Linked DNA regions of Homo sapiens: regions 1 and 2 are each linked to region 3. Evidence: chromatin contacts called from ENCODE Hi-C or POLR2A ChIA-PET data. All regions are on one chromosome and are shown on one strand. Each heading gives the region's core, a stretch centred on a gene start or an enhancer-like site at or near the end of the contact. The rest is flanking DNA. Distances are from core to core; before and after follow the strand shown.

Evidence for each region. Hi-C counts contacts between places; a loop is a spot of excess contacts on that map. ChIA-PET counts read pairs that join two places held with the same protein, here RNA polymerase II (POLR2A). Pooled maps may share reads with other maps.
Region 1: a map with no recorded cell type shows a loop between it and region 3 (3-fold over the local background). The contact joins the enhancer-like site here to the promoter of PCSK4 in region 3. A Hi-C loop is called at or near these places in 4 of 37 single-sample maps with no recorded cell type and 4 of 50 pooled maps. POLR2A ChIA-PET finds 5 or more read pairs at or near these places in 2 of 52 experiments (GM12878 and WTC11).
Region 2: a loop to region 3 is called in a map with no recorded cell type, with 17 times the contacts of the local background. The contact joins the promoter of PWWP3A here to the promoter of PCSK4 in region 3. A Hi-C loop is called at or near these places in 1 of 37 single-sample maps with no recorded cell type and 10 of 50 pooled maps. POLR2A ChIA-PET finds 5 or more read pairs at or near these places in 2 of 52 experiments (A549 and naive thymus-derived CD4-positive, alpha-beta T cell).

What each region holds. Positions count from the first base shown.
Region 1 is chr19:1,670,314-1,673,970 of GRCh38, forward strand. No RefSeq gene overlaps it. Among named protein-coding and RNA genes, the nearest start is that of TCF3, 20 kb to the left of the region's middle. RefSeq lists a silencer at 1,537-2,236 and an enhancer at 2,061-2,588. Within about 2 kb of position 1,821, at least 2 of the 41 ENCODE cell types and tissues checked have a DNase peak (open chromatin) inside an H3K27ac peak, as active enhancers do.
Region 2 is chr19:1,353,211-1,356,824 of GRCh38, forward strand. It overlaps PWWP3A (PWWP domain containing 3A, DNA repair factor), which reads left to right and starts at 1,749. Exons shown (of 14, transcript NM_001369789.1): 1 at 1,749-1,925; 2 at 3,114-3,239. The coding sequence starts at 3,183. RefSeq lists silencers at 1,408-1,507, 1,493-1,653, 1,538-1,827, 1,888-1,957 and an enhancer at 1,550-2,435.
Region 3 is chr19:1,488,227-1,492,201 of GRCh38, forward strand. It overlaps PCSK4 (proprotein convertase subtilisin/kexin type 4), which reads right to left and starts at 2,124. Exons shown (of 15, transcript NM_017573.5): 1 at 1,932-2,124; 2 at 1,567-1,671; 3 at 1-54. The coding sequence starts at 2,120. REEP6 (receptor accessory protein 6) reads left to right here and starts at 2,955. Exons shown (of 5, transcript NM_138393.4): 1 at 2,955-3,158. The coding sequence starts at 3,044. RefSeq lists silencers at 1,864-2,293, 2,514-3,053, 3,084-3,203.

The sequences.
Region 1 (3,657 bases), core at 571-3,070, 180 kb after region 3:
CTTGGCTCACTGCAACCTCCGCCTCCCGGGTTCAAGTGATTCTCCTGCCTCAGCCTCCCGAGTAGCTGGGATTACAGGTGTGCGCCACTATGCCCAGCTAATTTTTGTTTGTTTGTTTTTTGAGACGGAGTTTTGCTCAGTCGCCCAGGTTGGAGTGCAGTGGCGCGATCTCAGCTCACTGCAAGCTCTGCCTCCCGGGTTCACGCCATTCTCCTGCCTCAGCCTTGCGAGTAGCTGGGACTACAGGCGCCCACCACTATGCCTGGCTAATTTTTTGAATTTTTTTTTAGTAGAGACGGAGTTTCACCTTGTTAGCCAGGATGGTCTCGAACTCCTGACCTCAGGCGATCCGCCTGCCTCGGCCTCCCAAAGTGCTGGGATTATAGGTGTGAGCCACCGCGCCCGGCCCATGCCCGGCTAACTTTTTGTATTTTTAGTAGTTTCACCATGTTGGCAAGGCTGGTCTCGAACTCCCGACCTCAGGAGATCCGCCCACCTCGGCCTCCCAAAATGCTGGGATTACAGGCATGAGCCACCGCGCCCGGCCCACTCTTTTTCTTCTCTTTTGAGGCAGGATCTTGCTCTGTTACCCAAGCTGGAGTGCGGTGGTGCAATCATAGCTCACTGCAGCCTCCACCTCCTGGCTCAAGTGATCCTCCCACCTCCCACGTGGCTCGGACCACAGGCGTGTACCACCACACTAGCCTAATTATTTAAAATTTTGAGTTTGGGTGCCGTGGCTCACGCCTGTAATCCCAGCACTTCGGGAGGCAGAGGCTGGTGGGTCACTTGAGATCAGGAGTTGGAGACCAGCCTGACCAACATAGGGGAACCCCTTCTCTACTAAAAATACAAAAATTAGCTGGGCATGGTGGCACGTGCGTGTAATCCCAGCTACTCGGGAGGCTGAGGCAGGGAGAATCGCTTGAACCCAGGAAGCAGAGGTTGCAGTGAGCCAAGATCGCTACTGCACTCCAGTCTGGGCGACAGAGTGAAACTCCGTCTCAAAAATAAATAAATAAATACATTTTTGTAGGACAGGGGTCTTGCTATGTTTCTCAGGCTGGTCTCGAACTCCTGGGCTTAAATGAGCCTTCTGCCTCAGCCACCTAAAGTGCTGGGATTACAAGTGTGAGCCATCACGCCCTGTCTTTGCCACTCTTGCATTTGGGCATCAACGCTGGCATTGGCCAGGGGAACTGGGATTCTGGAATTTTCTCCAATTGGCTCCATCCTGAGAATCCCATATTTGGAAAGCTGTGAATTCAAGTTCCGAGTATCTTAAAACCTTTGGATTTTACCCATCGAGGCTGAGGATAGTAAGAATATTTACCGGCCAAGAATATCACTTTAAAAAAAAATCAAAACAAACCTTTGTATTCTCTGTCCTAGGTAGACCCTAAATCCTGCCCTTGTCCTCACCTCCTGCGCTCAGATCGGAAACCTGGGACCTTTGCCTCCAAACCCCACCCCACAATCCCGCCCAGGCTCAGGACTCAGTTCCCTTCGCCCCCACCGCGCCCTCCCCCGGCCCTCTGCACCTGCCGCGTCCCGTACCCGGCCTGCTCTTCTTCACCATTGGTGCCTTTTCCTTCAACCCCACCTCCCCAGGGAAGCCCTCCTGGTGACTTCACCACGCCTGTGTGTTCAGTTATTCTCCCTCTCCCTGGGAGGTGGGGAAACCGAGGCATAGAGCGGCGAGGCTGGTGCTCACGGCCCCCCGGGGTCCTCCCCAGACCCCTCCCCTCCCTGTGGTCCGGGGGTGCATGGGGTGGGGCGCGGGGGCCTCGCTGGTCCTGGGGTTCAGTCGGGCGCGCGTGCTGCCACCTGGTGGCCAATGGGGCAAGGCCGCGGGTCCTCCCCGGGCGTCGGGGCCCCCACCCCACGGAGCCCACCCTGCGCTGGGGGAGGTGGGCTCAGGAAAGCCGCGGCCCCCGCTCGGGACGCCAGGGGTGGGGGACACGGAGCTTCGCCAGACTCCCCCAAACTCGGGCGCGTCATGGGAAGAATGGAGGGAGCTGGATGATGGGGGTCCTGCGGGCTGCCTTCCCTGGGTCTTCTGGTGTTGTCCCCGTCCCGTCCCCTTCTTACCCCTGCGTGACGCCCAGACCGAGGGAGGTGGGACTGGGACCCCCTTCCAGGGACAGAGCTGCAGCGGGTCTGGCGTCCACCAGGGCGCGCCCGCAGCCCAGAAACCCGCGGGCGCTCCCCACGTGCGCGCTCACACGTGCATCCGCGGCTACCCCAGTGCCTCGCGGCTCGGGCTTTTTTTAATTTTTATTTTATTTTTATTTTTTTGAGACGGAGTCTCGCTCTGTCACTCAGGCTGGGGTGCAGTGGCGCGATCTCGGCTCACGGCAACCTCCACCTCCCTGGTTCAAACGATTCTCCTGCCTCAGCCTCCAGAGTAGCTGGGACTACAGGCACGTGCCACCACGCCCAGCTAATTTTTGTATTTTTAGTAGAGCTAGGGTTTCACCATGTTGGTCAGGCTGGTCCCCAACTCCTGACCTTGTCATCCGCCCACCTCGGCCTCCCAAGGTGCTGGGATGACAGGCATGAGCCACCGCGCCTGGCCGGCTCAGGCATTTTGACCCGAGGCACACGTGGTCCTGTGTGGTTGGTGTGTTTCTGAATGAACAGTGTTCACGTAGATTCAGGTGTGCCACACGTGATGTATACGGGGCATGCTTATGCGTGTTCTCGCATGCTCGTGTGCATTCTAGCATGTGTGCTCACTCCTATACACAGGTTTGCATGCGTGTGCTGGCATGTCCGTGTGGGTGCACACAGAGGCTGTGACATGTTCGCTCGTTGCCACGAGCTCAGGTGTGTTTGTACATGGTCAGTCCCGTTTATACATGTGCACGCATGGGCACGTATGTGCCAGGAAGGTTCACACATACACCTTCTCATGTGCGGCCTGCTGTATCTGCACATGTGTGTCCTGGTAAACGCGTGTGTTTGCGTGTTCTGGTGTGCTTGCGCATGTTTGTGTGTGTGCATGTGGGCGCACTCACAGCCACAGCCCATGCTGGCGTCCCTGAGTGCAATGGCCCCTTATGGACTGGGTCCTACAGGACACCCCTGAGTCAGGCCCCACATACCCCAGGGCCCTCCCACAGCTCCACTGCCCCAAACCCCCTGGCCCTGTGAGCCGATCCCTGCAGCCAAAGGGTCCAGGTCGCCCCCAGTCAGCCTCTCCCTGGTCTGCCCCAACCCCCAGCTCTCCACTCGATCTCCCCCACTTCAGTGGCTGCAGCCTCCTGCACCCGCACCCTCTTCCTGCTGTGGTGGCTTCTGGGTCCGGTCCCCAGTCAGCCCCAGCTGCTGCCTGTGCCCCCAAGAGATGCAGAGCTCTTAGGAGGCAGGGCCGTGTCTGGGGTCCACGGCTGCACCCTGATCTCTGGTATCCAGCCGGCACGCGGTAACCAGGTCAGAAGCCTAACCGTCCTTCAGCCGGGCCCAGCAGCTCCCGTCGCTATGGGAAATCCATGCTCAGCTCCCACAAACCCAGCAGTCACCAGCTGGCCTCAGCCAGAGGTTCCCCTGTCACAGAGCCTGCCAAGCAGAGACCCTCCTGACACTCACTCACCCCTTCCTCTCCAGTGGTGGGGCTGGATGAGCGGGCCGCCTCCCTCCTCTTTACCGTTCCCT
Region 2 (3,614 bases), core at 499-2,998, 140 kb before region 3:
CACAGACCACCACCCCCATTTTATAGACAAACTGAGACGGCTGAGCAAGGTGGATCCTACCTGTGATCCCAGCACTTTGGGGAGCCGAGGTGGGAGGATCACTTGAGCCCAAAAGGTCGAAACCAGCCTGGCCAGCATAGCAAGACCCTCTCTCTACAAAAAATAAAAATCTTAGCCAGCCATGGTGGTGCGCACTGTGGTCCCAGCTACTCCGGAGGCTAAGGTGGAAGGATCATTTGAGCCTGGGAGGTTGAGGCTGCAGTGAGCTATGACTGGGCCGCTGCACTCCAGCCTGGGCCACAGAGCCAAACTTCGACTCAAAAATGTAAATAAAAATAAAAAACAAGTGAAAGGTGAACATTCTCAACTTGATAAAGGAAAAAAAATCAGTCGCTGAGGTTGCTGGGATCGACCGAAGACACAAACCTTCTATTCCCGCAAATGTGAGAAGGAAAAAGAAGTTAGAGCCGGCTTTGCTGTCGCCCCTTCCCCTTGAAGAGTCGGGGCCAGTGCGTGACGAATGCTGCTGTAAGTCTTTTAATTTTTTCCTTTTTTGAGACGAAGTCCCACTCTGTTGCCCAGGCTGGAGTGCAGTGGCGCGATCTCCCCTTACTGCAAGTTCCGCCTCCCGGGTTCAAGCGATTCTCCTGCCTCAGCCTCCTGAATAGTTGGGATTACAGGCATCGCCACCACGCCCGGCTAATTTTTCTATTTGTAGTAAAGACGGGGTTTCACCATGTTGGCAATGCTGGTCTCGATCTCCTGACCTCATGTGATCTGCCCGCCTCGGCCTCCTGCTGGGATTACAGGAGTGAGCCTGTATCTTTTTTATAGAGATGGGGTCTCGCCATGTTGCCCAGGCTGGTCTCCAATCCTTGGGCTTAAAGGATCTGCCAATTCGGCCTCCTTTGCTTTTAAAGAACTGTGGGGGCTGGCGAGGTGGCTCAGGCCTGTAATCCCAATACTTTGGGAGGCCGAGGCAGGCCGATCACCTGAGGTCAGGAGCTTGAGAGCAGCCTGATCAACATTTAGTATTCTCTACTAAAAATACAAAAATTAGCCGGGTGGGGTGGCGCGCACCTGTAATCCCAGCAGGAGGAGGCTGCAGTGAGCTGAGCTCGCGCCACTGCACTCCAGCCTGGGTGACAGAGCGAGACTCCGTCTGAAAAAAAATCAAAAACCGCTCAGGGAAAGGCCTGACACTGATGGAGCGACCGCTCCGGGGCTCCCGCCACCCGCGGCTGTTTCCGGTGCCCCCCGGGGTCTTGGGACCCTCCCAAGGTGGGTCCTGCTCTAGTTCAGAAGCTTATGACGCCTTTGCGGGGATGCCTGGCTTTGGGATCGGTTGGGATCTGCTGGAATTGGGTCCGTGGCGCGCAGCTCCCGGGCTGGGAGGTGCCGTAGGACCTGGAAGATTCTCGAAAGTTCTGGAAGGTTCTCTCAGGGATCGCCGCGGGCGGGGGAGCCTGTTTTCCCACCGAGACCCGCGAGGGCGGTGTCCGGGGTCTGACTGCAGGACAAAGGGCCGGGAGCGCGGGAGGGCGGCGCCCGGGAGCGGCCACACATGCCCCGCCAACCGGTCTCCTCAGGCAGCACTCCCGGGAAAAAGGGGTAGACGCGCGGCGGAAGGGGCGGGGCCGGCGCGCGGCCGTGGACGCCGGAGAGGGCGAGGCCGGCGCTCCTTGGGAGCGCGCGCGTCCCATTGGGCAGCGGGCGGAAGGGGGCGGAGCTTGGCGCCGCCGCGAGGCAAGCCCCGCCCCCGGCCCCGCGGGGAGCGGCGGCGGCGGCGGCGGCGGCGGTGGCGGAGGCGGTGAGCGCGGGCGGCGCGGACGGCAGCGGTTGGCGGGCGGGTCCTCCGCTGTTGCGGCCGCTGCGGCCTCCTTGCCCGGGCTTGGGGCGCCGCGCTGGGGAAAGCCGGGGGCCCGGTGAGCCCGCGGGATGCGTCCCCTCGGTTCCGCCGGGCGGGGCTGAGGCGAGGAGGCCGGGCCTGGGGGGAGGGGGGGCCCCGGCCTAGAGACTCCTCCGGGAGCGCCCGGTCCCTACCGCCGTGGGTCCCCCACTCTGCCCGGACCCCCTTTTCCGCCCCTGGCGCCGTGGGCCCCTCACTTTGCCTGGACTCCTTTTCCCGTCCCTGCCGCCCGGACCCCATCTCTTGCTTGGACCCGCTCCCCCATCCTTGCTGCCTGGACCCCTATCTCCTTCCCTGGATCCCCCTCACGTCTGCCGTGAACCCCATCTCTTGCCTGGACCCCCATCTGCTTCCCTGGATTCCCCACCCCCAACCGTGAAATCCCCCATCCCTGCCACCTGGACCCTCCGCTCCACCTCCTCCGTGAGCCCTCGTTCTTGCTCCCTGAGCCCCCCCGCTTCTGCTGTGACCCCCTTCTCTGTTGCCTGAATCCCCCGTTCCTGCAAGCCGCAACCCTTCCTCCGCCATGAAATCTTGTCCCTGCTGCCTGGACCCCTACTTCTGCTGCTGCTGTGATCCCCTCTCTTGCTGGAAACGCCACCCCTACCTCTGCTGGGAACCTCCTCTTCCCTGCTGCGGGGACGCCCCCCTCCGTTGTTGCTAAATTCCACCCCCACCCCCAAACCTCCTTTTCATTTCTGTCAACAGCCAAGCCAGTCCTTCCCATTGATGCTGTGAACGGTCTGCAGCTGTCCCCGTTCTTTCAGGGACATGGCAGCCAAAAGAGCAGTCGTTTTTCCGCTCTTATTTTTGTGTGTGTGCTGTGGTCAACTGTTAACTCCCCAAATTGGGGAGGGTTGTGAGCTTTGATTGTGTAAAATGCCTCTCCTGCCGAGGTCGGAGGCAGGTCTTCCGCACGGAGATGATTTATTCAGGAGCCTTTTAAAACTGATCTAGATAGAACCTTTGGGAGGGACTGTGCTGTATTTTATTTATGAAAAAATGCAGGCGCCTCCCTGGATACCGAGCCCCGTCGTTTCTGTTTGTCAGTCTGCTTTTTGGCATTGAGCATCTCAATGCAAGATTGTGGAATTAAACCATCTACTTGAGGCTAAGTCGAGCTAACCTTTGCCCCTGAGGGCTGTGTCTGCGTTAACATCGCCAGCAAACAGTTGTATAAACCACCGTGCAAATTTCGTTCCAGGACACATTGGCGTGAGACCTGGGAGTACGTTGTGCCAAATCATTGCCACTTGCCACATGAGTGTAAATGATGGCGGATGCCAAGTATGTCCTCTGCCGATGGGAAAAGCGATTATGGCCTGCGAAGGTGACAGCCATTATTCTGTAACTTCAGGACTTAGAAATGACTTTCGGGTGACAAGTAAAATCTTGATCAGGAGATACCTAGGATTTGCTTCAGTGAAATAATTGAGCCAGAACACGGTTGGCACTGATTCTCGTTCCCCATTTAATGGGGTTTTGGTCTAGTGCTTCCAAGGTTACACTTCCAGAAATGTCTTTTTTTTTTCACACTAAAAAAAAAAAAAGAATCAGCTGTAAAAAGGCATGTAAGGCTGTAACTCAAGGAAAGATCTGGCAAGCAGCCCTGTGATAGTAAATTATGGTCGTGTTCAGGGAATGCTTTCCAGCAATTCAGTAGACAGTGCTCAGCTGCAATGCAAAAGCCCAGGTCCTTGTCTTT
Region 3 (3,975 bases), core at 874-3,373:
CACGACAGAGCGTTTCACCCGCCGCTGCAGCGTCTGCTGCTGGAACCACTGCACCTGCAGAGCAGAGGGTGCATCAGGCCTGTCCCCTGCTCGCCCCTGGGGCCCCTCGTGGTTCAGGGAGTGAGGCAGCCCCGTGCCCTGGGACCCTGTGTTTGTGGGGGTTGCTCTCCAGGGTCCCCATGTGCCTGGGGCTCTGTCTGCAGTCGGAAGGGGTCGAGGCTTTTGGACCACCTGTCCTTGGGCCCACAGACGCGTCGTTGCTGCCGCGGGTGACTGCAGGTCCCCGGGTCCCCACCCCACTCTCTCCCCCATCCCTGTTCTAGATCCTTCTATCTCTCTCCTGCATCACTTCCTTATTTTTTTTCTTTTTTTGAGACAGAGTCTTGTTCTGTCGCCCAGGCTGGGGTGCAGTGGCGCAATCTTGGCTCACTGCAACCTCTGCCTCCTGGGTTCAAGCGATTCTCCTACCTCAGCCTCCCAAGTAGCTGGGACTACAGGCGCACACCACCATGCCCGGCTAATTTTTGTACATTTAGTAGAGATGGGGTTTCGCCATGTTGATCAGGCTGGTCTCGAACTCCTGAGCTTAAGTGATCTGCCTGCCTTGGCCTCCCGAAGTGCCGGGATTACAGGCATGAACCACCACGCCAGGCCTGGCTTCTCTCTTGCAAACCACATCAGGAACTGGCCACTGCTCTCCCTCCCGGTGCTGTAAGCAGGCAGCTGTCCAGTCCTGTTCAAGGCACTTCCTGGCCTCCGAGGGCTTCCCAGGCTCCATCCCAACCCCTCAGCTTGACATCCCAGGCATTTTCTAGACAGGGCCCAGCCCGATGGGACCCAGGCCCCTTTCTGAGCGCCTGGACACTGCGTCCTGAGGGCCACTGGGTGACTGTAAGCCTCCTACTTTTTTTTTTTTTTTTTTTGAGACGGAGTCTCGCTCTGTCGCCCAGGCTGGAGTGCAATGGCGCGATCTCGGCTCACTGCAAGCTCCGCCTCCCGGGTTCACACCATTCTCCTGCCTAAGCCTCCTGAATAGCTGGGACTACAGGCGCCTGCCACCATGCCCGGCTAATTTTTTTGTATTTTCAGTAGAGACAGGGTTTCACCGTGTTCGCTAGGATCTCGTCTCGATTTCCTGACCTTGTGATCCGACCGCCTCCGCCTCCCAAAGTGCTGGGATTACAGGCGTGAGCCACCGCGCCGGGCCAAGCCTCCTACTCTTTGGAACCCATTACGGTGTCGTAAAATCCCCTTCCCTCCATCCCATGACCTAGACGGTGGGGAAGTCACGCCGTCTGTCCCTCCTTACCAGAGCCCCTGGGGCCCAGAGGAGGGAGGGGGAGGACAAGAGGTGCCCACTGTGTACCAGGCCCTGGCAGGCGCCATGATTTCCGTATCTGGGTCTTCCTGCCTCCTCTTGCTGTATAGACTTGGGGCCCGGGCGGGTCTGAGCCACAGAAAGCACACAGCTGTTCATAACAACCACGAGAACCACAGAAGATGGCTGGTGGCCCCAGGAGGCAGCTGAGACCCCGGGCAGGGGGTTGGCCTCCAGGCCAGGCTCACCTTGGGGTTTTTCTTCAGGTGCAGGCGGTGGCCCCAGTGCGGGGTCAGGGACTGCTGGACCACGCCCCGGTGCCGCAGGTGAAAGTACTGCCCGTCAGGGAAGATCTGGGGATGTGGGGAAGCGGCCGCACCGATGGGACCCGGCTCCCCTGCTGAAGCCCCCGAGGGCCGGTAACAGCCCCCTTCTTTGTCCTTCCCCAGCAGGTGCTCTCTGGGAGTCCCAGAAGCTGAGCTTGGCTGAGGCAGGGGTGGGCTGGGACTCTTGATATTTAGAAGACCTTGTGGGCTCCCTCCCCCTTGTCGGGGTCTAGGGTTGTTCAGTCCCCTCCAAGCCCCCACTTCCCGTCTATCCCGGTCCCACCCACCGGCCCCAGGTTGACGAAGCCGAATTTGCGTGCCAGGCGCTCGACCTCCCGGTTACCCTGGGACACCTGGACGGCCCAGCTGCTGACATAGATGGGGGCTCGGACCGGGGCCCACCCCACAGCCCGGGGGCGGACAAGGGCCAGGGCCAAGACCAGGCGCAGCCACAGCGCAATCGGGGCGGGCCGCATGGAGGCGGGGCGGGAGCGGGGCCTGCGCAAATCCCCTCCCTCCCGCCAAACCGCCGAGTGGGCCCAGGCGTCCGACCCGCCCCCGGCGCCATAGCAACGCAGAAGGCTTCGACTCCCAGGGGGCCTTGCGGCTACTCAGCCAGGAGGGGCGCGAAGATCTAACAGAAGCGGGAGAGGGACGCACGCCTGCCCGTCTTCCGCAGACCCACACCCTCGGGAGCCTCAGTTTTCCCATTTGTACAACGACAAGACTAACCCAGAGAAGCGGGTTCACTGTTGCGATAACGCGTCCTACCCTTTGTTTGACCTCTCCCACTTTCCAACACACCCCTCCTTCGAGAATCAGCCCGGCCTCCTGTCCGGCCTAATCAGAATCATTCTTTTGCGTAATCCCGCCTCCTCCGATAAGCCTCGCCCCGTTCCCGCCCCTACCATTCCGCCCTGCCTCCTTTGTGATCAGCCCCGCCCTCCACTGGTCTCGCCAATGAATCGCGTCCCGTTTCTCCAATCGGCTCGGATGTTTCTTTAGCCCCTCCCCCCGGTTCCGCCCCCCCACGCCTCTCCTCGCCCTGGCTCCACCCTTCAGCCAATAATCCCATCCTCTGACACCGCCCTTCCAATCAGCTACGTCTCGCTCCGGCCCGGCCAATCGGTGCCCTGGGCCGCCGCGCCCCGCCCTCTCCCGGCGGGGTCTGGGCAGCGGCGGCCGTGGCGGAGGGCTATGCGGCGGGGGAGACGGGGCAGGCCCCTCCTCCTTTGTCCGCCCTGCCCTCCCATTGGTCCTAGCGGGGGGCCGGGGGCGGACACCGGCGCGGGGCCGGAGCATCGCGGCTCAGGCTGCGGGAAAGCGGTGCGCGTGCAGCGGGGTGGGTGCCCTGGTCCGCGGGCGAGCTCGAGCAGCCAACCCCGGGCGCGTCGGGGCCATGGACGGCCTGAGGCAGCGCGTGGAGCACTTCCTGGAGCAAAGGAACCTGGTCACCGAAGTGCTGGGGGCGCTGGAGGCCAAGACCGGGGTGGAGAAGCGGTATCTGGCTGCAGGTGAGCCGTCGGCGCTAGCCCGTTTCGCCGACGGGCACACCGAGGCCATGGGCCTGGGGGTCGCAGACCGGACTCCTTCCCCGGCTACGGGGTCCGGTCCGGCCGGTGGAGCGCGCGAGGTGACTGGGACCTCGAGGTCCGCCCGCAGCCCTTCCCTTGCCCGCGCCCTGCGACCCTGCTCCCGGGCCACCCCTCTCTAGCTTCCGCCCCTGGCCGCCCCCCGACGCCTCCTTCCGGGCGCTGGGTGCCTGCCATGCCGAAGTCCGGTTCTTCCAGTTGCCCAGTGGCCCCAGAGGGGTCGGGATGCCAGTGTCCTGCGCGTTTCGCCGTCCCCCTTCCCCCGTGGACCCCGGCCTGGCTGCAACAGTAGAGATCTTCCCGTTTTTCTGAGGGGAGGCTCCTGGCGGGAAGGGGAACGGACCGTCCTGGGGGCCTGCCCAGGACCCTTCTCCTTTCCTCCTCCTCTCCTGCCCTAGCTCACCTTCCCCCAGCTCAATGGCTTAGTGCCACCGAGCGTAAATGTTTGTTAAGACGGAGTTGGGTTGTCTGACGGCTGTGATGTGGGGAGGCTGGACTGGGGCCCACAGAGCCGGAGATCCAGGCACCCCGATTGTGACTCCATTACAGTTCTTCCGTGACTTTCACCCTTGGTGACGCTGCGCGCCCCTTCCCCTTTCCAAATCTCTAGCAAGAGCATGTAGTAAACGCTCCTTAAATGCCTCCCTCCCCACCTTTAAAACTTTTTTTTGAGACCGAGTCTTGCTCTGCTGCCCAGGCTGGAGTGCAGTGGTGTGATCTTGGCTCACTGCAACCTCCA